Linked DNA regions of Mus musculus: regions 1 and 2 are each linked to region 3. Evidence: chromatin loops called from intact Hi-C (ENCODE). Cell type or tissue: left cerebral cortex. All regions are shown on one strand. Region 1 has its middle 46 kb from the start of Alkal1. Region 2 has its middle 79 kb from the start of Pcmtd1. Region 3 overlaps Pcmtd1 (protein-L-isoaspartate (D-aspartate) O-methyltransferase domain containing 1).

Evidence for each region. A loop is a pair of places that touch in the nucleus more often than their neighbours do. Peaks named below come from ENCODE experiments on the same cell type or tissue, not always from the same donor. Only the 100,000 strongest peaks of a DNase experiment are listed, where the experiment ranks them.
Region 1: a loop joins it to region 3, with 8 times the contacts of the local background. A loop is called at or near these places in 2 of 42 quality-filtered maps.
Region 2: it touches region 3 in a loop (7-fold over the local background); 14 of 42 quality-filtered maps call a loop at or near these places.

Annotation. Positions count from the first base shown.
Region 1 is chr1:6,401,663-6,409,662 of GRCm38, reverse strand. No RefSeq gene overlaps it. Among named protein-coding and RNA genes, the nearest start is that of Alkal1, 46 kb to the right of the region's middle. In left cerebral cortex, CTCF peaks have their summits at 3,155 and 7,944 (motif pointing right); DNase peaks (open chromatin) are centred at 3,139 and 7,946.
Region 2 is chr1:7,006,116-7,014,115 of GRCm38, reverse strand. No RefSeq gene overlaps it. Among named protein-coding and RNA genes, the nearest start is that of Pcmtd1, 79 kb to the left of the region's middle. In left cerebral cortex, a CTCF peak has its summit at 3,762 (motif pointing left); a DNase peak (open chromatin) is centred at 3,757.
Region 3 is chr1:7,133,851-7,141,850 of GRCm38, reverse strand. All of the region lies in intron 2 of Pcmtd1 (protein-L-isoaspartate (D-aspartate) O-methyltransferase domain containing 1), which reads right to left. It also overlaps the pseudogene Gm26983. Among named protein-coding and RNA genes, the nearest start is that of Pcmtd1, 49 kb to the right of the region's middle. In left cerebral cortex, a CTCF peak has its summit at 179 (motif pointing right); DNase peaks (open chromatin) are centred at 2,549, 3,104, 3,619 and 3,953; H3K27ac peaks cover 1,730 bases.

The DNA of each region.
Region 1 (8,000 bases), 730 kb after region 3:
TAGGATATATTTTTCTTTCTGTTCCATTCTGTCTTTTAAAATGCATGAGATAATATTCAGTGCAGTGTGGACAACCAGCACCAATAAAGTCAAGGCATGCATAGAACAAGAAAGCATGACTTACAAGAAAAAAATATTTACAGAAACTCTCTCTGGAGTACCACATGCCCTGGATTGACTAGACAAATAAATGTATTTTTTATCTATGCATGTTGTGGTGCTTCAAATAAAAATGGCCCCCATATGTCCATAGGGAGTGGCACTATTCAGTTTGGTCTTGTTGAATTAGGCATGGACTTGTTGGAGGGAGCGCATCACTAGGAAGTAGGATTTGAGGTCTCGCAAGCTCTAACCAAGCCTAGTGGTTCACAGTTCTCTTCCTGCTACCTGTGGATCAAGATGTAGAATTCCCAGCTCCCCTTCCAGCATCACATCTGCCTGCATGTCACTATGCTTTCCACCATGAGGATAATAGACTAAACCTCTGAACTGCATTAGCCAGCCCAGTTAAATATTTTCTTTTATAAGAGTTGCTGTGGTCATGTGTCTCTTCACATCAATAAAACCCAAACTAAGACACATGATAACTATAAAACAGTAGTTATGAATCCATGTTAACGGATGTGTACAAGTCTGTAAAATGTGTCAATAATATAAAGGGGAATGAATAGATGTATATGAAAATGTGCTTTAACTTGATATATGCTATCAGAAAACAAACCTTGGGCATAGGACACATGCTAAGAGAATTTCTGACATGGTTCTAAGCTTTCCTTTCTGAGTATATACCATGCAAGTTAAGTTAGCATTAGTCAAGTTAAGTTTTTTAGGAAGTACTTAAAACCAAGTAGCCAGGGTAATAGAAATGACAGCCAAAGGGAGACTTCCGTTGGGATGAAAAAAATTTTAGGTTTTGTTGGTAATTGCAAAATATTGTGAAAATACTTAACGCAACTGGTTGCACATTTTAAACTTTCATACTGGTAAATTTTAATTGTGTTTTACCATAATAATAAAAAAAAAACCCAAGAAACTAAAATAAAAAAACCCAGCAATATGGGCTTTGCTCACAAACCATTCAAATTGCTGCTGGCTTCAGGGGAACCCAAATCCAGTTCCACAGCACAGATGTTAGGGGAAACTTGTGCCAAGGCATCTATGATTCCTTTCACCACCACATCATTGGAATGTGGAAGTAGGCAGGCATGCAGACTGCAGCAGCAAATGGAGAGCTCACATCTTACACTAAGAGCAGCAAACAGAGAGGGAACTGAAGTGCCATGAGTCTAAACAAAGCCCACCTTCTGTGACATACTGCCTTCACCAAAGCCATACTTCTTGTACTGGCTAGTTTTGTGTCAACTTGACACAGCTGGAGTCATCACAGAGAAAGGATCTTCAGTTGAGAAAATGCCGCCATGAGATCCAACTGTAAGGCATTTTCTCAATTAGTGATCAAGGGGGAAAGGCCCCTTGTGGCTGGGACCATCCCAGGGCTGGTAGTCTTGGTTCTATAAGAGAGCAGGCTGAGCAAGCCAGGGGAAGCAAGCCAGTAATGAACATCCCTCCATGGCCTCTGCATCAGCTCCTGCTTCTTGACCTGTTTGAGTTCCAGTCCTGACTTCCTTGGTGATGAACAGCAGTATGGAAGTGTAAGCTGAATCCCTTTCCTGCCCAACTTGCTTCTTTTTCTGATTTTGTTTTTGTTTTTCGAGACAGGGTTTCTCTGTGTAGCCCTGGCTGCCCTGGAACTCACTCTGTAGACCAGGCTGGCCTCGAACTCAGAAATCTGCCTGCCTCTGCCTCCCAAGTGCTGCCCAAATTGCCTCTTGGTCATGATGTTTATACAGGAATAGAAACCCTGACTAAGACACTTCTTAAGCATGACAAACAGCTTCACCAATTGGAGACTAAATATTCAAACATCTGCATCTATGAGGAATGTTTGCATTCAAATCACCATACTAAGTACTACGGAGAAGGATCCGTCTTAGCCTCTGAGGTATGAGGTCTGCCAGATGGGGAGCTACTAGAATGGATCTATCAGCCCCACTTGTCAGAATATAAGAATATTTTTAAATGGTCTGAGAGTGTTTCTAATTCCTTCAAAAGGCAAAGAATAGCATGTAGACCATCCTTGTTGGACAATGAATCCTTCTAATTGGGGGCTCTAGGGATTTTTATGAGTTGCTCTCCTTGCTTGGTGTAAGACATAAGGGTGGGCTGCACAGGAAAGAGGGGCTGTAAAAACAGAGAGATGTCCCTGTTTGTTAGATGCTGTTCGGTTTATTTTGTTCTCCTAAGACCTAAGATCCCAGCCTGACTCCTGACTTTTAGTGAATAACCTAGATTTTAGTTCATTTCTAATGTTTACAAAGGGTACTTAGTTATGCCTTTTTGTTTTGAAACTTTAAAAAGACTCATTATGTTAAAAGTGGAATAAAATAAAGTTTTGTGGTAAAACAAAAGAGAGAGAAGGAGGGGTAGAGTCAGTACCAGAGAATACTAACTGCTTCGTGTGATGCTCCTGGCTTAAAATACTTATTTACAGTTTTAAAAGAAATTTCTTACCTGAATGAATGTTCTTGTACTTTGTGATTCAGCTATTGACTTCAAATAAAAGTGACGTCTTCAATAAAACAAAACAAGACTTCCAAGCCCCATATTGTACCGGGACACCTGTGTCTGTTCCAGCTGTCCTCATACCAACCACCTGAAGGTGCCAGCCTCAGTTAATCACCAATGTCCCTACTCCAGGTCATTTAGTCATCTCAGAAGTTGAACTTGAGTTTGAACTGGAACATAATTCCGAGGCCTCAAAATTTGTCACAGAATAGTCTCCCAGAGTATGGTCTCAGATGCTGCAAGTTGTAAACTAGGAAGTGATCTACTGTCTCTATTTCTTTGGGCTTCCAGGGGATTCTGACACACTAAAGTTTCTGAACCATTGCACATGGCGCTATGACTTCCCTAAGTCCTGTCAGAATCTGCTTAGCTCTTCTTTCTGAGAGCAAAAAGGTACTCAGAATAGCGATTGTTAAGTACTGACTTTCTGTTTCAAAATGAAACTACTAGCACAGAGAAGCCCATCTGGAGTTGTTGGTGGCCACAATGTTTCAGTGTTTTTAAGTCTGACAGCGAGGCGCCACCGTGTGGAAGAAAGATGACCCTACATTAAAAATAATTCCCGCAGTGATCAGTTGACTTCCCAGTTTTGTTTGTTGTTTGATCTTTATTTACCGCAATAGTTTATACACAGTGGGGAAATGATTTTGTAAAAATGAATAACTAAAGAAGACATTAAAAGTACACAAAACATACAATGTATTCTTAGAGTGTAATTGCGGTTTCATGTTTCCTCACATCTGTCTTCCTTCCCTCTGGGGCCAGTGACAACATGCAGACTAGCAGGACCAGGAGCTGGAGCAGCAATGTGCTGCACAACCGAACAGAAGTGAAATCTGCCTTCCTGGAGACCATCCCCTGTACAAAAATGTTTCCCTCTGCAAATGGCTTCCTTTGTCGGACTGCTGAAAAACAGGTCCATGTGCCAACAGAAGGAAGGAGCACGGGTTCAGAAAATGATTCTGACCCATCGACTTTCACACTGAGCTGTATCTAGTGTTTATTCAAACTATCATTTGTTCCATGTAATTTTCTATTTGTTTCATTTCCATCGTGCATAAAGAACTCAAATTCCAAACGCAATCTGAGGCTATGAATTACGTGGATGTTTAAAGACCTGTCTACACTTGCTTTTGTCTGCTTTGTTCTTTGTGCTTGTGTTTGACATCTTGGTGCCACTTACACAAGCCACAGTTAAGTGATGAAGAGCCAAAACCCTCAAACAATAAGTAAAACAGAAAACCTTTGATGTTGTCTTTTGTTTATTTACTTTATTTTTGTTTTGTTTCAAATCTAATTGAGACAAACCAACAAGAAGAAGAAATCACCTAGGTGCTGTCTGGTCACCCTCTCTGGTCAACATTCCAGAAATAGACATAGATATAAGTGTTATAGCTAAATGTTAAAATCATGTCCAGAAGAATGAGGAACTGAAATTTGGAATAAGGGTTTTCTATTAACTAGTTGTCCAAAAATACATTTTAGAAACTAACGGAAGCGAATGGCAAGTGATCACAATAATAATTATCTAGAGTTTACTGGGCTCTAGTTGTATTCCTCCTCATTATCTCTGAACCATGAACATTCACTACTCCTAAACTTTACATCTTTGGGTGACTAGAAGCTCTCAGTGCTTGTCTAGTCTTTACCACTGTTTGAAATGTTTTTTCTGTAAATTTAACATATTTTTGTTAGTCTTCTACTTCTTCTAGTGCTCAAATGTCTTTAAATTTGAAAGAACACCTAATTCATATTCTTTATACCTTCTGAAAAAAAGTATTTCTTGCTGCAGTAAACCATTGTTAACAATAGTACGTGTTAAAGTCTTACACGCGTTCTCGCGACCGGCCAGGAAGAACGCAACAAACCGGAATCTTCTGCGGCAAAGCTTTATTGCTTACATCTTCAGGAGCCAGAGAGCAAGCGAGAGAATGGCGAAACCCCGTCCCTTTTAAGGAGAATTATCCTCCGCCTAGGACGTATTACTCCCTGATTGGCTGCAGCCCATCGGCCCAGTTGTCATCACGAGAAAGGCAGAACACATGGCGGGAAAACTGCCCCTGCACGTGTGCAGATTATGTTTACCACTTAGAACACAGCTGTCAGCGCCATCTTATAATGGCAAATGTGAGGGCGGCTTCCCACATTAAAGTATAGTAATATTGGTAAGAGACATAGCTCTCCTTTCAAAGGAAGAGAATGGTTTATTCTGGAATCAAATATGAGTGACCGTGCCTCAGGAACATAGATTTAGATTTATTCAAATACCAAGTTCCTACAACGTTGAAATTTCATAAACTTTTTGTAATAGAAGACTACAAAGCTATACATCAAGACACCTTTCAAGTACTGATGGGTACATCAAGTGTGTGGGTTTAGTAAGATAGAGAACTCCTTGTTAAGATAGAGTGTAGTTAGGATACAACACTGTTAGCATTCGTATTGGGAAAAAAAACAAAACCTAGGGTGTTTGTTAGCTTTATACATTCCTAGAGGATTTTTTCATCCATTTATCTGTTAGCTACAGAATGTTGGATCTGACAGAGTGGGGGCAAAGAATTGCTGTTTAGTAGGATAAAGATCACCCAAGATATATTGTAATTAGGCTCTGGACCTGCAACATTTTGCATCTCTGAAGTTTTAATCACTCAATTAGCCTCTGCAGACACAGATTCTTTCCAGGAAATAGCAAAGCTTTATTCAGGACCTGCTCACTAAGCAGACATAACTATGAGGGAGCGAGAGTGTATGTGTGTGGGTTCTACGCCACAGATACATCAGGAAGTGCAAACATATAGCTTTGGAGCGGTTAGGTCTGAGGACCAAATTTATGAAGAGAAAACTGAGAGAGGAGAAGTGAATTACAGGTCAGCTGACCTCAGAGGAGTCTGCTGAAGACTGGACAGTGATCAGACATCACCTACGTGACTGACAGGGTGAGGGGCCAGGTCAGACATGGAATCTGATGGAGTAACAAAGGGAAGGTTTCTGGATATATTTCCATAGCAGGATTTGCTTCTAGAAGTGGATTTTACAAAGAAGTACACAGGAGCACCTAGGACAAGGGTCAGAAATGGACCCAAGGTCTAAGTTTTGTTTCTTCTTATTTAAAAAGGGATGAAGAAAAGATGGTGAGAAAAAGAGGGCAAGCAGGCGCATCTGCTCTTTATTTGTCTGGCCACTTGGAGCAGCAGGTCCATCTGTTGAATATCGCAGTAAAGCAACTCTGTTGGGTGAGGACAGCAGTCAGGCCCTTAATGAAATGAGGTCCTGTGACAACAAAACAACAACAAACACAACGAACACAAAGCCAGGTCTCCAAAGCCTTGAGTCTGACCTCAGGCAGCCAGTGAAACTTCTGGGCTTAAGCTTGCAGCACCCATAGCTGGCTAGTGGGTGAATGGGCTCTGATGCATGTCCTGGAAGGTGTCCAGGCTTTCTCAGTGGCCCACACACCAACAGCACCTTTGTCATCTATATATGCTAAAATTCACACCAGTCTACCTGCTTTGCTAGGCATGATGGCATTCAGGAGGAAGAAGCAGGAGGATTGCCTTGTGTTTAAAGCCAGTCAAGGTTATATAGCAAGATCATTTTTTTTTAGAAAAAAAAAAATCCAAATTGAGACAAATAGACAAAAGAATTGTCTGCCCCAAATTGGCAGGACTTTGGAGAAAGATTGGCTAATTCAAGAGGCCAGAAGCATTTGGAAACATTAATTTAGAGGGCTGGATATTATCTAATATTCACAGTATACAATAAAACTTCCAACAATAAACAAACAAACATAGAACCTACAAACTCACGTGTGCTACAGTTTTCCATGGAAACACTTTTTTTCTCTACAGTTATCTCCATTTCTACCAAAGGTTGCTTTTAGGGCTTCTCATACTTTAGAAAATGTGATGTAATCCAAAGAATGTCAATCAGTCTTAGTCTAAAAACTTTGGATCGATTCTTACATCTGGTGCTTATTATCTGGATAAACTTAAGAATTTACTGAAAAACTTTGATTTAGCTCCTTTGTTTTTCCTTACATTTATTTGTAGGGGCAGAATCTGTGCTTCAGTGGACATGGATCGGTCGGAGGATGGCTTGTGGAGTCATTTCTCCATCTATCACGAAAGCCTTGGTAATGGACTCAGGCCATCTGGAGAGGCAGCAGGCACCTTTACTCTTTGAGTCACTTCACTGCTCCAGTCCCTTTGTTTTTAGAGTGAGACTGAATGCTGATATTACTCACAAAACTTGTGAAAAATCAGGAACCATGTTTTGTATCTGGTGGCTTATGCCTGCAATCCCAGGACACTGAATGCTGAAGCAGGAGGAATTTAGGTTTGAGGCAAGTGGCTACACAGTGAGACCCTTGTGTGAAAAGAAAAATTAGAACAAAATGAAATAATGCCAGCAAATACTTAATTTGGCACATGATATACATTCAAAAATAAAGTGGTGGGTGTGTGAATTTTACTCTAATAAATGCCATAGATATTTCCATTAGAATGCAGATCAGAAGTATATTCATTTATTCATATTTTCATATTTCAAGGCATTCTACAAAGGCTGAGCATTCTACAGCTGCTGAGCAAAATTTCTGATTTTGGACATTGCCATTTTAATAGCAATAACGTAATTCTACATGTGGATAGAGATAGATGCAAATGACTTTACAAACCAAGTCTGCTCTGTGATTCCTAGAAGGCCCCTTGTAGCAGTAATGATGAATCATTTGTTTAGAGAATCAGTAAAATAAACAGAAGCCAATGCTTCCTGCCTCTATTCTACTTTTCCTCCTAGTATATAAGTCAATCAAATGAATAAAGCAGCTGTTCAATACGGTTCAGAAGAAGCAGAAGCCACTCTGGTGGCTGCCTGTAATTCTAGATATTGCGTAGTAAGGAGCAGGAAAGACACCTGAACCTAAGAGTTTGAGGACAACCCGGACAATGTATTAAGACATCCATTTCAAAATGTGTTTTTCTTTTCCCTCATAACCAAACATCAAAAGATTGCTGAAATTCTGCTCCCCTGTGCAAAGTCCCCAGTGGACAACAGTGAAAACCTCATTCTTCGAAGCCAGAGGTAAGCACAGGATTTAGCCTTACAACTTAGCGGTTGCCTTGCCTTGAATGAGCTAGCAGTTGCCCAGGCCAAGGCTTGAACTGGGAGCTAATGCACACTCTCATTTTGTCTCTTTTTGCTTAGTCTAAACTAGGTGATTTATGTTGTTTAAGCAATACAAACAAAGATTTGATAACATTAAAAAATGCAACATTTATAAACATAAGAGACTTTGCTGCACACATTGGGATTGTTTTGTTTGCATATGAGTCCATTAGGGGGCAGAAGTGTTCAGCTGGTTATGCTTAAGTTTT
Region 2 (8,000 bases), 130 kb after region 3:
ATGCAATAGGCCAAATATCAATATTCTGCAATAACCAAATTAGTTGCTGTTTGGAACAAGGAACAGACACTTTGTCAGGCTTTTAAGACATAATTTTTTGTTATAGTTTTTCTAAAATATACGAATTTATCTTACAATTCTTAATTAGCACCACAGCAGCCTTAATAGGATGTCAAAACTTTGCTTTGAGGTGAACGCCACTTTGGCCTCCCCTGCCGCAGGTTCACTATCCAGGCCGAAGAGGCTGAAGTGGCAGGCCAGAAAGCCCGAGCAGAGAGGGCAGAGCACCCTGAGCCCCAACAGGAAAAATACGGCCATCCCCAGCGGGGACAGGCGGAAGCCCATGGGGGCCATGGTGCACACAACCAGAGCTAAGGCCGTTTCAGGCCCGCCGCTGAGTACTTTACAAAGGCGCCCACTTCTTGGCTTCCTCCCGTGCCATCACTGCTCAGGGAAAGCTGCATACCCCACAGCCCTGCCCCACAGCAGCCAGCAGCCAGCTGACCGGCCCTCCCTGTAGGCTAACGGTTGGCCAGGAGGTGAAGAAAAATGATTTTACATTAACGTTTTCTCTTGCCAAAGAATTGCTGTGGGCACACTTAATAACCATAATTAAAATAAGCAGCTAATATTTAATTATCATTGATTGTAATTGATAGCAATTATAAAAGCTTCCTTTATTTTCTGGAAAGCCTTTTGTTCTTTACCAGTTAATTTGTGACTCTCAAGATAACATCCGACAAAGGTTTAAGTCACTTTAAGACCTTAAGGTGAGACCTTAGCTAATTAACATCTCTTGGAAGCTTTTGAAAATAAAATTTTGAAATAAATCAATTTTTTGTTCTAGATTTTCTGTACCACAACTTTATAGTATAACTAAAACCCCAAATGTTATAAAGATATTGCCTCTGAATCTTTTCTGAAGCAACAACTACTCCCTAGAACTTAAAATCTCATTGTGTGAGAGCAAAAATTTGAAGTAAACTTCCCTTGAGAGGCATTAGCTAATAAAATACTTTCCACTTAGGAAACAATATATACTGAAAAAATTCAAACTCTTAGCTTCTTGTATTGAAGCAGAGACAATAAAAAATTTTCTTACATAACATAAAGCTGTATTAGCCATACCTAGAGGCAAAATTTTCCAGTGATTACCAGTTCACTAGAAGCAAACACTTTACAATTATCAGGATGCAAAGGAAAAAACAAACCTTTAAATCTATAATAACTTTACATGAAGTAGGCAAGCCGGATTATAATGCCTTTATAAGTTCTACAGCCTGACTGACCTTTTATGAATTCTGAATTTAAACTTTATTTAGAACAACATCTGGATACATCTGCAACAGTGTTTTTTGCTAAAAGAAAATTCCCCTGGAGGCAGGGAGAGGCAAGTTTCAAGAACTTCCTTAGGCACTGTTTGCAAAACAAAAGAAAGTCTCACAAGCCCCACAGAGGCTGATCTGAGCTTTGTTCCTCTTGCTGTGAGGACAGATTATAGAACTTTTAAGTTTCTTTTGCAATATTAGACTATAACTACAACTTTGGGAAAACAAAACCCAATTTCAAAACAATTTATCATCTTTAGAATCAATATTAGAAACATTACTATCATGTTACGAAGTTTAGCTGCTAATTTACACCTATGACTACATGACAGTGCAAATTTTAATGCTTCATTAAAGAGACATTGTTTTAAATCTTATCTCTAAGTCTACCTTTTAGGATAAGAATCACATTAAATATTATCTCAACTAGAAGTATCCTTAGAGGCCTAGTTTTTTGTCCTGCTTTATGCCACGTGTTTGAAAGACTCCAAACCTTAGTTACCAATTTAAAGCTGTCTTGCTACCAATGTTACACCTTTTAAATCATACCCAATAACTTATAAGCTAATATTCTATGATGAAGACACGCAGAGTATATTATACCTTTAAGACCAGTAAAAACCCAAACTAAGTGGCTACAGGAATCCTATAAATTTAGACCAATCAAAGAATTTTACTTTCTCTAGCTATAATTATAAGATAAAAAAGCATTTTGTCATTTGCTAAACACAATAATCACGATTACAGAGAATTTTCTAGGAAAAAACCATCAGTTTATTTGCCTTAGAACCAAGAGGTTGCAGACTACTTTTCTTTAAAAACAGTTTTTCCAACAGTGGCTCCCCTGCTGTGCTTAATTCTTGGCTAAAGTGTGGGCCACTCTTGGGCTTTGCTGAACCAGCAGATAAAGTCTTAGCCATTTTTATTTTCCAACATGAAACACAGAACATTCAGTCATTCAGACAATGAAACAAAACACACATGAATTGACACATGAACGGATTGGTGCACCAGACATTAGACAACACAAAGAGGGCAGAGAACTTCTGCTGTAGGGGCCAGAGAGAATAACACAGGGCGTTCCCCAATTTCTCTCTGTCTCTGGGAGAGTTTCAAAATCCATTTTCTACTATTTTATTTAATTTTACTATTTTAAACCCTATTCCTCTCACCTGAAGCAGCTCTTGAAAGCTGCAGACAACCACCTGTTTGGGAGTTTCTAGTTCCAGATTTCGCTGTCAAACCTAAGTGGAACCAGCGCTGGGTCAGCACTGTTCCAACTTAGTCCATATCCTATCGCACCTCCAGCAACACTTTAAAAAATGACGTTTAAAACCAGTGCTAGTATAAATACCTGTTGCTCACTGTGCCCGATATGATCTTCTTATTCTTTCCTTCTTGTGGAGCTCCACACAAGACAGCGATCCCTCAGTGTTTTCCTGCTGTTTCCAGGTCCCTGTTTCTGGCACCAATCTGTAGTAAGCCAGCCCGCAGCCGGGTATTTCTGGACGGTAGGCTGGCATTGAAAGAGACTTAGACTGCAAGAAAAGAATGATGAAGCCAAGACAAATTTTCTCTGATCAAGGCCTACGAGTTTACTAAGAGACTGTGCTTAGAAGGGGGGGAAGGCCCATCTCCCCCACCCCCCACCAGTCCATTCTTGGTGCTTTGAGCCAGCCTGTAGGTGACATGCAGGATAGGATGTGTCTCTGGAATGTCTCAAGGGTCTCTCTGCAGGTAGCAGAGTCTTGGAGAAGAGCAGTGATAGTTGACGTAACAATATAGCCATCTAAGTCAGAAGGCTACACCCCAGGTGATCTCATATTCAGTGGCAGCAAAGTCTGAATCAGCCCGCTTCAAGGCTGGGGTAGGCTACATATAGGTGGTTTATGATCCTCAAGAAGCCTCCGATTCCATCTTTACCTAAATTCAAGGGCTTGCTGAGTATTCTTAAAGATTTGGAAATGATGACTGTCAGGTTCCAAAAGAAAGTTGGAACAAATGGCTATTACCATACCAGAGTGGATGCTGGCATCTGGGTTTACTCAGTAGCAGTGGCTCCTCTCTGCACTTTCCACTCCCAGTCTACCCTAAACTCCCCCAGCCCAGGGGTTTCTCTTCCTTTACTCCAGCTTTTGATCCTATAAAACCCTGCTGGTTTTGGCCATGCTCTTCCACATGTTTCTTCTTTTTCCTTTGGCTCCTCTCCTTGTTCCTTTGTCTGCTCTTGGTTCTCTTAGTCCTCACCTCCTGGCTTTTGGTGTCTTCTCTTGCTCTCTCACCCCCACCCCCACCCATTTCCGGATTCCTCTGCCTCTATTCTCCCTCATATGTCCAATACAAACCTTCTCAACCATATCTTGAAGTGTGCAACTCCTCTTTTTATTCAACAACATTATATGAAGCAAGAGACCCACTGCCATCTTGTGGCATGCACTGCAAATTCAGGGATAGTAGTGAAGGAAATAAAGTCTTGTTGGTTTGCAAATAGGGTGACAGAGTCCAGGATCCTTGAAAATTCACCCTGGAGCTGAGGAATACCTTGAGCTCCTGATTCTCCTGTTTTCACAGCCCAACTGGACAGGTTCTTTCTTTCTTTCCTTCTTTCTCTCTCTCTCTCTCTCTCTCTCTCTCTCTTTCTTTCTTTCTTTCTTTCTTTCTTTTTTTCTTTTTCCCCTTTTTTGTTTTGTTTTTTGAGACAGGGTTTCTCTGTGTAGCCCTGACTGTCCTGGATCTCACTTTGTAGACCAGTCTGGCCTCGATCTCAGAAATCCACCTGCCTCTGCCTCCTGAGTGATATGGGTTTTTTTCTATGTGTGTGTTTAGTTTATGGTTGTTGTTGTTACTATTATTAATAATAATTATTATTTTAGTTCTTTATTTTCTAAAAATTAAGTAGAAATTTAATTTATGCACAGGTTGTGGGATAATGCTTTTATTTTGTTTAAACATTCTTTCATTTTTATTTATTTTGTGTGTGTTTGCAGGTAGAGGAGCTCTGGGGATAGCTTCAATGCCTCTGGTGCCACACACTTATTTTGAGACAGATTTTTCTCACTGGCTTAGAACTCACCAATGAGGCTAGGCTGGCTGGTTAGTGAGTCTGGGGACCTACCTGTCTCTACCTTTTCAGAGCTGGGATTGCAAGCACTGGGGGCCATGCCAAGCTTCTATTGTTATTAGCACATCTAGCTTTAAAAAATGGGTTTTTACATCAAACTCAAATTCTTGTACTTTCAAAAAAAAAAAACAAAACACTTTACTGACTGAGCTATCTCAATGAGTTTCAAAGTGGCCCTGTTTATGGGAAATTATTTAAGCAGATAAATGAAAACAACTTTCTTTCTTAAAAAAAAGTTAAGTGTTTAGTTGCATATACATATGTATGTGTAGTACATGTATGTGTAATGTCCATACAGGCCAGAAGAGAGCATCCGATGCCCTGGAACTGCAACTACAGATGGTTGTGAGCTGCCACATGGGTGCTGCGAGTTGAACCCAGGTCCTTTGCAAGAGAGACAAATGCTCTTAACCATGGAACCTCCACAGAACAAATGCACTGAATATTTGGGAACTATTAGTGACTATAATTTTGATAATTTTTTAAGAAGTGAGGGTAGGTTTCTGCTTTACCAATCAGAAAATACAATGTCATTGGAGGGAGACAGGGCTCATGAAATGCACCTGAGAACATTGTGGAAATAACAGTGCTGGACTGACGGTATTCTTTACAGCATTGAGCTGTGGGGTGGAACTCATATCACTAATTCCCACTACTTTTATTGAAGTAGCACACATTTGTATGCAGGGCTTTATTTTTGTCTACAGCACTCTTAACTTAGTTACCAGTGTTTAGTGATGTAGCCTCTACATACCGTGTTTCTTCCACAGTGCTGGAGATGAGAATTCAGGGCCTTGAGTACACTATGCAAAGCTCCATGCCTACACTGCATTCCAGCTCTTTGCTGCCCTTTGAAAAATCAACTTTGTTACACATTACTTCCTCACTTGTTTCCCTCTTTTTCTTTCTTTCTTTCTTTCTTTCTTTCTTTCTTTCTTTCTTTCTTTCTTTCTTTCTTTCTTTCTTTGTTTTTTCTTTTTAAAACAGTGTCTTACAGTGTTGTCCAGGCTGTCCTGGAACCCACAACCTTCCTGTCTTTGCTTTGGTGATAACTGAGATCACAGGGTAGACTAGCAGGCCTGGCTTCTTTATTGTTTTATTTTCTAATTATGAAGAAATGAAGAGTCTGTTGTTACCTGCCTCTAGTTGCATTTCTTCCTGCCTTACATTTGTGGCTTTGACTCAGGACTCACCATCACCAACAAGTTTGCAGTAAGTGCTCTTTCCCTGGGAGCTGTACTTTCTGTCCCCACAATAAAGGCCATCCTGGGGCCCCCTTTTCAGAGACCCAGTAACCTGTGCTTCTGGCAGGAAATATTGGTGTCCTTTCCGAGATCATACAGCCCCAGGTGTCCTTTCGTCTTCTGGGACAACTTTCTGCCCTGTATGCTGAAGATTTCCTGTCCTTCTATGCTGCATCTCTTCAGAAGCCTCCTCAGTTGCCCTAGCCAGGCAGCCCTGATTTTTCTTCCATGGCTGTTTCCCTAAATTTCTGCCATTGTGATTACTGAGTAATTAATTAAGGCAATGTACATCATGTAGAATTCCCCGTTCTTTCATCTTCCAAACCAGAAACAGAAGAGCTAGCACTAACATCTGAAACCAAACTTGTGGTCTTGCACACTTGGCAAAGATCTGCACCTCATATCCCACTTTCCAAGCCAATTGAACACAGGCAGTAACCCTAGAAGTCACCTGCTGCAGAAGAAAGTACCTTAGTACCACATGACACAATACTTACACCCCACTCCATGTCCTGTGCTCTGAAGGTCCCCAGGAGGCCCCTAGAGATAGGCTTGGTATTACAGCCCTTTTTGTTTTTTTCCCTCCTTCTCTCACTTTCCTATGACTTTGTGGTGGCATTTCCTGAAATCACCTTTCAAATCTGTTGATTTACTCCATGTTCAATGTCTTGTTCTGACAGAATCTAAGTTAAGAAACTAATTGGTGGTCAGGAGGCTGAGGTAGGAAGTGTGAAGCCAGTCTGGGATATGAAGTGAGTTCAAACTCCAGAGTGGCTACATAGTGAGACCCTATCTAAAAAGCCAGCCCCCAAAGAAAAAAGAAAGAGGAGAAAAGAGAAGAGAAGAGAAGAGAAGAGGAGAGAAGAAAAGAAGAGAAGAGAAGAGAAGAGAAGAGAAGAGAAGAGAAGAGAAGAGAAGAGAAGAGAAGAGAAGAGAAGAGAAGAAGAGAAAAGAAAAAGAGAGCAACTCGTGGCCAGATACAGTGGTGTCTGCATCTCACGAGACACTGGATGACAGGGTTCTGGATGCCCTCATCCATATTGGGACTAGCACTTCTGAGCATGCACTCTTACCTGTGACACGGTGACAAATGCTTGGTCTGACTGATTCAGATGGGTCAGGTGTCGTGGTATATGCCTGCAATCCAAGCTCTTAGGACAGCAGCTGCCAAAATGTGGGTCGTGACCCCTTGGGGGGGTGTTGATGAATGACCCTTTCACAGGGGTTGCACATCAAATAACCTGAATACTAGGTATTCATATTACAATTATATTATGAAAGAAAAAGAGGGATATAGTAATATTATAAGAAACTAGATATATTGGATGGATTGCTAAATTTATTCTTAAAATACTGTATAGTCATAATTTTACATTGGTAGAAATCTTTATATTTGACGCAAAATTGATGTTATTCTTTCTTTCTTTCTTTCTTTCTTTCTTTCTTTCTTTCTTTCTTTTTTTTTTAATGAGTACACTGTAGCTTTCTTCAGACACACCAGAAGAGGGCATCAGATCCCATTACAGATGGTTGTGAGTCACCATGTGGTTGCTGGAAATTAAACTCAGGATCTTTAGAAGAGCAGTCTTTTTGTTTGTTTGTTTGTTTGTTTGTTTTTGTTTTTGTTTTTTTTTTCCGAGACAGGGTTTCTCTGTGTAGCCCTGGCTGTCCTGGAACTCACTCTGTAGACCAGGCTGTCCTTAAACTCAGAAATCTGCCTGCCTCTGCCTCCCAAGTGCTGGGATTAAAGGCATGTGCCGCCACCACCCAGCCTCAGTCAGTGCTCTTAACCACTGAGCCATCTTTCTAGCCCAATGATATAATTTCTTACATTTGTACAGAATTTATGTATTGATATAGGCTTAAGTTTTTGGTATAAATCTTTATATATTGATACAAACTTTAAAATTAATTTTGTTACTTTTAGATAGGCATTGTGCCTATATGACTCATTTAAGAATACAAGGCTTAGACCCAGTCCTTCTCATAGCTGCTGTTGCAAACTCTTCAGGATGATTAATACAAGTTAAGGGCCAGATAAACTCATGGTTATATTAGAGTCTGATTTAATTATAATAAAGTGTTCTCAGTATTATTCAAATAGAAATAGCTAAGAGTAGTCAGTGTTTAGCAGTTCAGATATACTATATATAAATAGTCTTCAAAAGCATCAGAAATCCATAGGATATGACATTTAAAGTAATTTCATTATTAATAGATTTTAAAAAAAGATTTATTTTATTTATATGAGTACACTGTAGCTGTCTTCAGATACATTAGAAGAGGGGACCAAATTCCAGTACAGAT
Region 3 (8,000 bases):
CAGCAGTCTTTTTGTCTCAGGACAGCATTATAGGCATGTATCATCATGCCCAGTGTAGTCTGAGTGATTGTTACTGTTTTGGACCATTCAAATCCCTGTTTTCATTTGTAAAGTATTACCAACAGTTAACAAATATTAATATAAGAAATCATTTGCCTAACCCTAATATTTACCACAAGGGGGAGTACATGAACTGGTTATTTGGTTTTTATGATACCAATATAAAGTCAATGACATTAAACTATATATATTAAAATACTTTTTAACAAATTATATTCATTACTAGTAACTATAATTATATAAGATAAGACTTTAGGAAGTATAAGTAAACTTGTAGACTGTGACAGGTAAAAAAAAATGAATTATAGATAGTATGTCAAAGCATAAAGAGCCAGGTTTAGTGACAAATGTATTTAATCCCAGCACCTGGGAGGTGCAAGCAGGAGGAACAGGAGTTCAAGATCACTTTGGGCTACACCTGTAAGCTCAAAGTCAGCCTAACCTACATGGGCTATATCCCTGCCAATAAAACCAAACATGGAGGTGTGTGTGATTCCCAGAGTTCTCACATTCTATCTAACACTGATTAAAGGCAACTACTGTCCAACTTTTCCTAAGAATCGCTATGTAATAGTTTATTCTGAAAATGAGAAATTTCTCTCTCTTCTAGGTTTGGCAAAGTCTCATAAAAAAAAAAAAATCCTAGATTTTGCCAGTAACACCTTGCAAGGCACCTGACCCTTCTAAATCTATGTAGATAACTACTAGTTTCTTTTTACTTCATTTTCACTTCTTATTTGGGTTCTTGAGATAATTCCTCATGAGTTTCTGTTATTGGCTTGAGACGGTCTCATTGTAGTTCAGGCTAGCTTTAAACTCTTGAATTTGTTATGTAATTAAGGATTTTCTTAAAGTCATGATTCTCTGGCTTTCACAAAAATTTACATAGCTACAGATCTTGATCCAACAAAATTAATTTCCCCCAAATTCATTTTCATTGGCTTTTTCCCACTTCTTCTGAATTAGGGCCTTACTTTGTGGCTCAGCTAGCCTTGAACTTCAAGCCTCTTGTTCTGTACTGAGATTACTACAATGCCTACCTACCTCAATTTTACTGCAGGCATCCAGGTCCAGAAATGACTAACTCATGCTGAAATGTGAATTTATTGAGCAGAATGAAGAAGTACTAATAGGAGAAGTGCTATTATTCTCTATTAGGTATTTTCAGCAGCTGATATAGGGTCTAATGCAAATACTTCATAGAAGCATAATAAAGGAAAGAAATTGCAAATTTATATCAAAGCTACTATCAGGCAATTAGTAAATCTTACAAATAAATATACTAGATTAAAAACAAATTTAATAGAAAAATCTTCAGACTGATTACATACTTACTTTCTATCTGTAAGACAACCTTTCTTCTTGTTTCAGGCCTACTTTCTCCCTATTAGATCACATAAATATTATTTTTAAAGAATCAGGTATCCTCAGGGTTTTACATTACAGTGGAAGTGGGATGGTCGTTGGATTAAATGCAAGAAGAAAAAGGAAAGCTGTTTCAAAGCATGCCTTCTGATATGTTGAGGATTTGAACTCTGGAAATGAGTCTGTTGCCTTCTCCACAGCAGGAGACTAAAAAGGCTGGTATTCAAGTCTTTACCTTGCATAGTTCAGAAGGAAACTGGACTTTCACCAAGAAAGGGAACATGGGACGAAGAGAATATAGTGAAATTTTTGTATTGTATGGAAAAGAATTGAGGGAAGGATTGAGATAAGGACAGGGTAATTTCCTATGTATCCTGAAGAAATAGTATGTGACCACATTTGTAAGGATAAAGACTGTGAGTACTCTCCGAATTCCGTGTCTAGACATGGGTCAGTTAACCCTGAGGTTCTGGAAATTCATGGATTCTGTAACATTCGATGAAACTGAAACCAAAACAAAAGAGAGATCCATTCTTCAATATAGGCTAAAGACAAAGGTTTGTTGTTGTTGCAGTTATTTAAGTGAACAAGTCATTTACAAAAAGACAATAGAAGGAGATCTGGAAATTAGATACCCAAGGAAAGGGGAGTAATGCTACGAAGCACTGACTTCAGGATACACGCAGCAGCTGTAAATGCCTGAGCAGGAACTATGTATGACTGTTTCCTTCAACATTATCCTTTTGAGGCAGGAAAGAGATGTGCTCCTGAGGCCCTAACCCTCCCTGATGAGCTATTAGCAGGGGAGGGGTATTGACTTGTTCAGTAGTACAGATACTGGTAAGTTGCCCATGCACCAGTAAGGAATCCCTACTGTGTTCACATAACTTAACTTTGCCTGAAACAAAGATAGAGAGGGGAAGAGTCATGAAAAGAAGGGCTCAGCAAGAGCAGAAGAGAGGGTAGTGAGGGGGCGAGTATGATCAATAAGATTGCATTACTCTTATGCTCATACGCGCACACACACACTCCCTCTCTTCCTAGACTGGAATGGGCTGACTCTGTCAGAAGGCAGACTCAAAACAGAATGTGAGGACCAGTTCCAGAAAAAACAAAACCATCCCCGCAAACCAAGCATGGCTGTGAATTACAATTAACTGCTGCCATGAGTCGATGCATTCAGCTCAACATTCAACACAACCTAAATATGACTGCACCACAAAGAAACAGTTGTACAACTGTGGGCTTTATATTACAATTACAAGAGCTGTCCATGAATTCTCTCACATGAACAGGGGAACAGATGCAAAAAACCAGTAATTTTCTGAAAGTAACCTATTTTTCTAGTAATGATGTTCTGCAGAGTCCTCTGTGTGTGTGTGTGTGTGTGTGTGTGTGTGTGTGTGTGTGTACATGCATGAAATACAGAAACAAAGATACAAAGAGATGGAGAGGGAGAGGGAGAGGGAGAGGGAGAGGGAGAGGGAGAGGGAGAGGGAGAGGGAGAGGGAGAGGGAGAGGGAGAGGATCTAATTTTACAAACTAAAATCATCCTGGTAGAACGTACTTAACTTTACAAGCTAAAATGAGCTCAGAATATGCCTTGGCTATGATAGCACCAGGGACTGTTGTCATATTTATGATTCGAGCTCCACTCACAGGCCTCCGTGCAATGCAGTTTCTTGCTCAGCACAAGCAAGAGGAGAGAGTTCTTACACTTCTGCTGGAACATACACAAGTGACTCAACATCTCTGCTCCTCTGCACCAGATCTGCAAATGACACCAAAAGCACTGTTCAAATGGGGTCACAAAAGCAGCGCACTCATGGAGAAGTCACTAAAGTGCTGCACTCATAGGAACTACAAAAGCTCTACACTCATGAGATATCATAATAGCACTGCACTCACAGTAGGTAACAAAAACAGTGCACTCATGGGGCTACAAAGTCACTACTACACTCACAGAGTGTCACCAAAGGCCCGCACTCATGGGGGGCGGGGTCAGGTCATAAAAGCACTGCTCTCATGAGCCTTACAACTAAATTTGACAAAAAGCAAAGAGGACCATTTGCTACACAGATGATCCAGGTTGGAAAGATACTAATACCAAAAACAGCCAGGTAGTTCAGAATCAGAAAGAAACACTGTGCTTTCTCACATAGGGTAGCTCTTAGATTTTAATCTCTACACTCTGAGCAACTGAATGGGAGAATAAAAGCTGCCAAAGCAGGAAAGCAGTCCATGGTACAGGGAAAAGAATTTTAAGAAGGCAGCCAAGAAGAAAAGAGAACATGTGATATTAAAGGGCACATTGAGGAAAAAAAAAGGCAGGAGGAGCTTGGGCAAAAATCAATCAGGAGGAAGAAAGTAGGTAGGAAAATGTCACAAAGGAGCCTGATATTTTGTAAACTGATTTTTAAAATAAATTAAAAAAAACATGCTAATAATGCAGTCCAGGCCATTGGGATAGAAAAAAAAAAAAAAGACACACAGATGACTATACAGGACTAAGCAGCACAGTGTACACAACATGGCGCTTTGCCAGCTTAACTGTGATAATAAGAGAAACCATTCTCAAGAGAGATTTGCTCACAACCATAACCAAGTTACTTTTCAAGAATACTCTCCATAATTACTAAAAAGACGGAAATCTTTCTTTAAAACACAGGATAGAGGATCAAGACTCAAACCAATGTTTAATGTAAAAAAACAGAATTTCTCCTTAGCATGAAACATGACGTCTGCAGAATGTTTGATCTCACCAGGAACAAAGAGTTGGGGCAAGACCATTCTAAAGAAGTCCTTACAGAGTCTGAAGAAACATAAAATTCTATGCTAATAAATGCTTATAAAACCATAAATAAACAAAAACAGTAACAATAACATACAACTACTGAATATTGCCTAATAGAGGTTTTTAAAGACTAGACTGTGGCAGTTTACACCATGTTACCATTGAAAAACTCACTGAGTTAAAGACTTAAAAATGGGTAAACTTGAGGCTGGAGAGAGAGCCTCTATAAGAGCACTGGCTGTTCTTCAAACTCACTTCCCAGTCCGCGCATGGCTACTCACAACCCTTTGTAATTCCAGTTCAATGGGATCCTTCTGGCCTCAAAAGGACCAGGCACACGCAAGTTTCACCGACATTCACACAAGCAAAATACTCACACATACAGAATAAAAATAAAGAGGAAAACAGTAAGATCTCCAGTACATAAGCCATTCCTGATTAAAACAAGAGGAAATGAGAGAAAGCACGCGGGGAAATACGTGAACATTTTCTGAGGGCAAAGGAAATGTAAGCACTCTAAATAAGGATCATTTACCATCCTGCAACAAGGCATGCAGACCAAACAGGATGGTAGTGCACACTATAACTAACCAGCAGCCCCTCAGGACAAGCTGCCAATGAGTCCCCTGCTTGTGGCCTGCTCCACCTTTAAGAGTGCACGCTGTAGAAACCACCACAGTGGCAGTGTTCTCAGCACTGGAATGATTATGGGACTCTCCTTAGTCACTTCTGATAATGAAAGAATTAGTCAAGAGGCTAGGAAAATAAAGTATTTAAGTTGGATAACTATATGTATGTATTACTGCTCTTACTAGAACTATAGTTTCTATATTACAGGTTCTATTTGGAAAATAGGAATAAATCCCCAAGCCAAAAAGAAACGGTATTAATGAGGAACCACCTTCACCTGAATCAGCAGCTGTAAGAATGAAGTAACGGTAATGGTTTGGTATTTAGTTCATTACTATAAGGTAAAAGATTTGGGCCCCATAATTCTGTGTGTTTGCCCAGCTCACTCTTTCTGGCATCTTCCCTCACCACCACCATGGTGTGAATGACTGTTCTGGCGGATGCTCTCAAGAGCATCAACAATGCTGAGAAGAGAGGCAAACGCCAGGTCCTCATCAGGCGTGTTCTAAAGTCATCGTTCAGTTCTTAACCGTGATGATGAAGCATGGGCACATTGGTGAATTCTAGATCATTGATGATCACAGAGCTGGGAAGATTGTTGTGAACCTCACAGGAAGGTTGAACAAGTGTGGAATTATAAGCCCCAGATTTGATATTCAACTCAAAGACCTAGAGAAATGGCAGAACAACCTGCTCCTATCACTGCAGTTTGGCTTCATCGTGCTGACAACCTTGGCTGGCATCATGGACCATGAAGAGGCAAGATGAAAACATACAGGAGGGAAAATCCTGGGATTCTTTTTTTAAATGTAAATCATAAATAAAAAGCCTTCGTGGACTGTGAAAAAAAAAAGATTTGGGAAGCTTATTTTTTCTTCTCTTCAACTTCTCTCTACACAGGAACAAAGACAGTGCTGAGAGTCCTTTGTAAAAATCCTGAGCTCTGGGAAGACAGTTAGGTGAGCAGAACATAATTTATTTTGACTTTAAAACCAAAGGTGATGTTCTAATGCAACATATTAGGACTTGAAGCAACCTAACTCTTCAAGTGTGGAGCAAAATTAAATTTATGGATAACTGCTTCAAGTATACCTTAACTTTCCGAAGAAAACTCTTAACTGCCCCTCTCTGAACAAGAATGCTCTAATTCTCGCCTATCCTCTATACTCATTTCTGAATGAGACAAGAACCCCCATTCCTTCATTGGGGACCTTGTGCTCCGTCCAATGGATGATTGTGAGCATCCACTTCTGTATTAGCCAGGCCCTGGCAGAGCCCCTTAGGAGACAGCTATCAGGCTCCTGTTAGCAAGCTCTTGTTGGCATCTGCCATAGTATCTGGGTTTGGTGGTTGTTTATAGGATGGATCCCCAAGTGGGGCAGTCGCTAGATGGTCATTCCTTCAGCTTCTGCTCTGAACTTTGTCTCTGTAACTCCTTCCATGAGTCCCCAATGTAGGCTACAGAAAGTAAGTAACCAAGGAGATGAAGGGGTCTGAAGCCATAGAAGGAACATCAATATGAACTAACCAGTACCCCCCCCCCCCCCAGAGCTCCTTGGAACTAAACCACCAATCAAAGAAAACACATGGTGGAACTTGTGGCTCTAGCTGTATATGTAGCAGAGGATGGCCTAGTCGGTCATCAATGGGAGGAAAGGCCCTAGGTCCTGTAAAGTTTCTATGCCCCAGTATAGGGGAATGACAGGACCAGGAATGGGAATGGGTGGTTGGGAAGCAGGGTTGGGGGAGGGGATAGGGGATTTTCAGAGGGGAAGCTAGGAAAGAGGGTAACATTAGAAATGTAAATTAAAAAATCTAATAAAAAATGAAAAAAAAATGGGGAACAGATCTACACAGAAAAGAAAGGAAGAAAGGAAGGAAGAAAAGAAAAGAAAAGAAAAGAAGAGAAGAGAAGAGAAGAGAAGAGAAAAGAAACCCCCAAGTGGCATCTTATTTCTTAACTGCATATTACCAAGCCAGAGATGCCCTACTCTCCCAGCTTCTGCCTGAATCCCTGTAACAAGACTGTAGCAAGCACATGCTGAGGAAAAGGCTTCTGTAAATGTGGTCATTGCATAGGCAAGAACCACACCTGACTCACAAACTCAGAGAATTACAAGCTTTCTGTAGGCAGTCCTTCAGGTCCCAGTGACTTGTTCACTTGCCCTCGCTCTGATTTAACACATGGAATACAAATCAATATAAGGTGGTATAGTGTGAGAATAAGGCTTCTAGGGCAGCTTAATAGATTAAAACTGGGTTGGAGAGATGGCTCAGCAGTTAAGAACACTGACTGCTCTTCCAGAGGTTCTGAGTTCAATTCCCAGCAACCTCAGGGTGGCTCACAACCATGTGTCTGAAGACAGCGACATACACATATATAAAATAAGTAAATCTTTAAACAAAATAGATTAAAACTTAGTTTTGACCACTGCTTCATAGATGTTCTTTCTGTCTTCTTATATCTAAAAATAACTAGAGTTCTAATAAAAAGTAATAACTGTAGTGGTTTGAACAGGTATGGCCCTCATGTGTTTGAATGTTTGGCACAAAGGAAGTGCCACCTATTAGGAGGTATGGCTTTGGAGTAGGGGTGGCTGTGTTGGAGGAAGTGTGTCACAGCCCTAATTAAATGTTTGCCTTTATAAAAGTTGCCTTTGTCAGAGTGTCTTTTTATAGAAATGGAAACCCTAAGACAGAGTTGGTACCAGGTACTTAGGTATTGCTGTGATAAACCTGACCATGTTTTTGTTTGGAGGAGTGTGGATTTGGGATATTGGATAAAGAAAGCAATGGAATGCTCCAAGTGGGGCTTAATGGGCCCATCCTAATAAAATTATGGATGACAGTGGTGCTGAGGATAATTTGAAGTATGGGTGCCTGGTACAAGAGGGTTCACAGAATAATAGTTTTCGTATGTTGCCTAGAGATAATTCTTATGATATTGAGGTGAAGAATATGGCTACATTTTTGCCCTTGTCCAAAGAGTCTGCCTAAAGCCAAGGTAAAAAGATTTATATTGAATGCATTGACAAAGGAAATCTCAAAACAGCCTAGCATAGAATATCGTGCAGTTCACTCTTAAAGAGGGTTTTTGATCAAATGTACAAAGCTGACAAAGGAAAAATTCAAAATGTATGATTCAAGAATT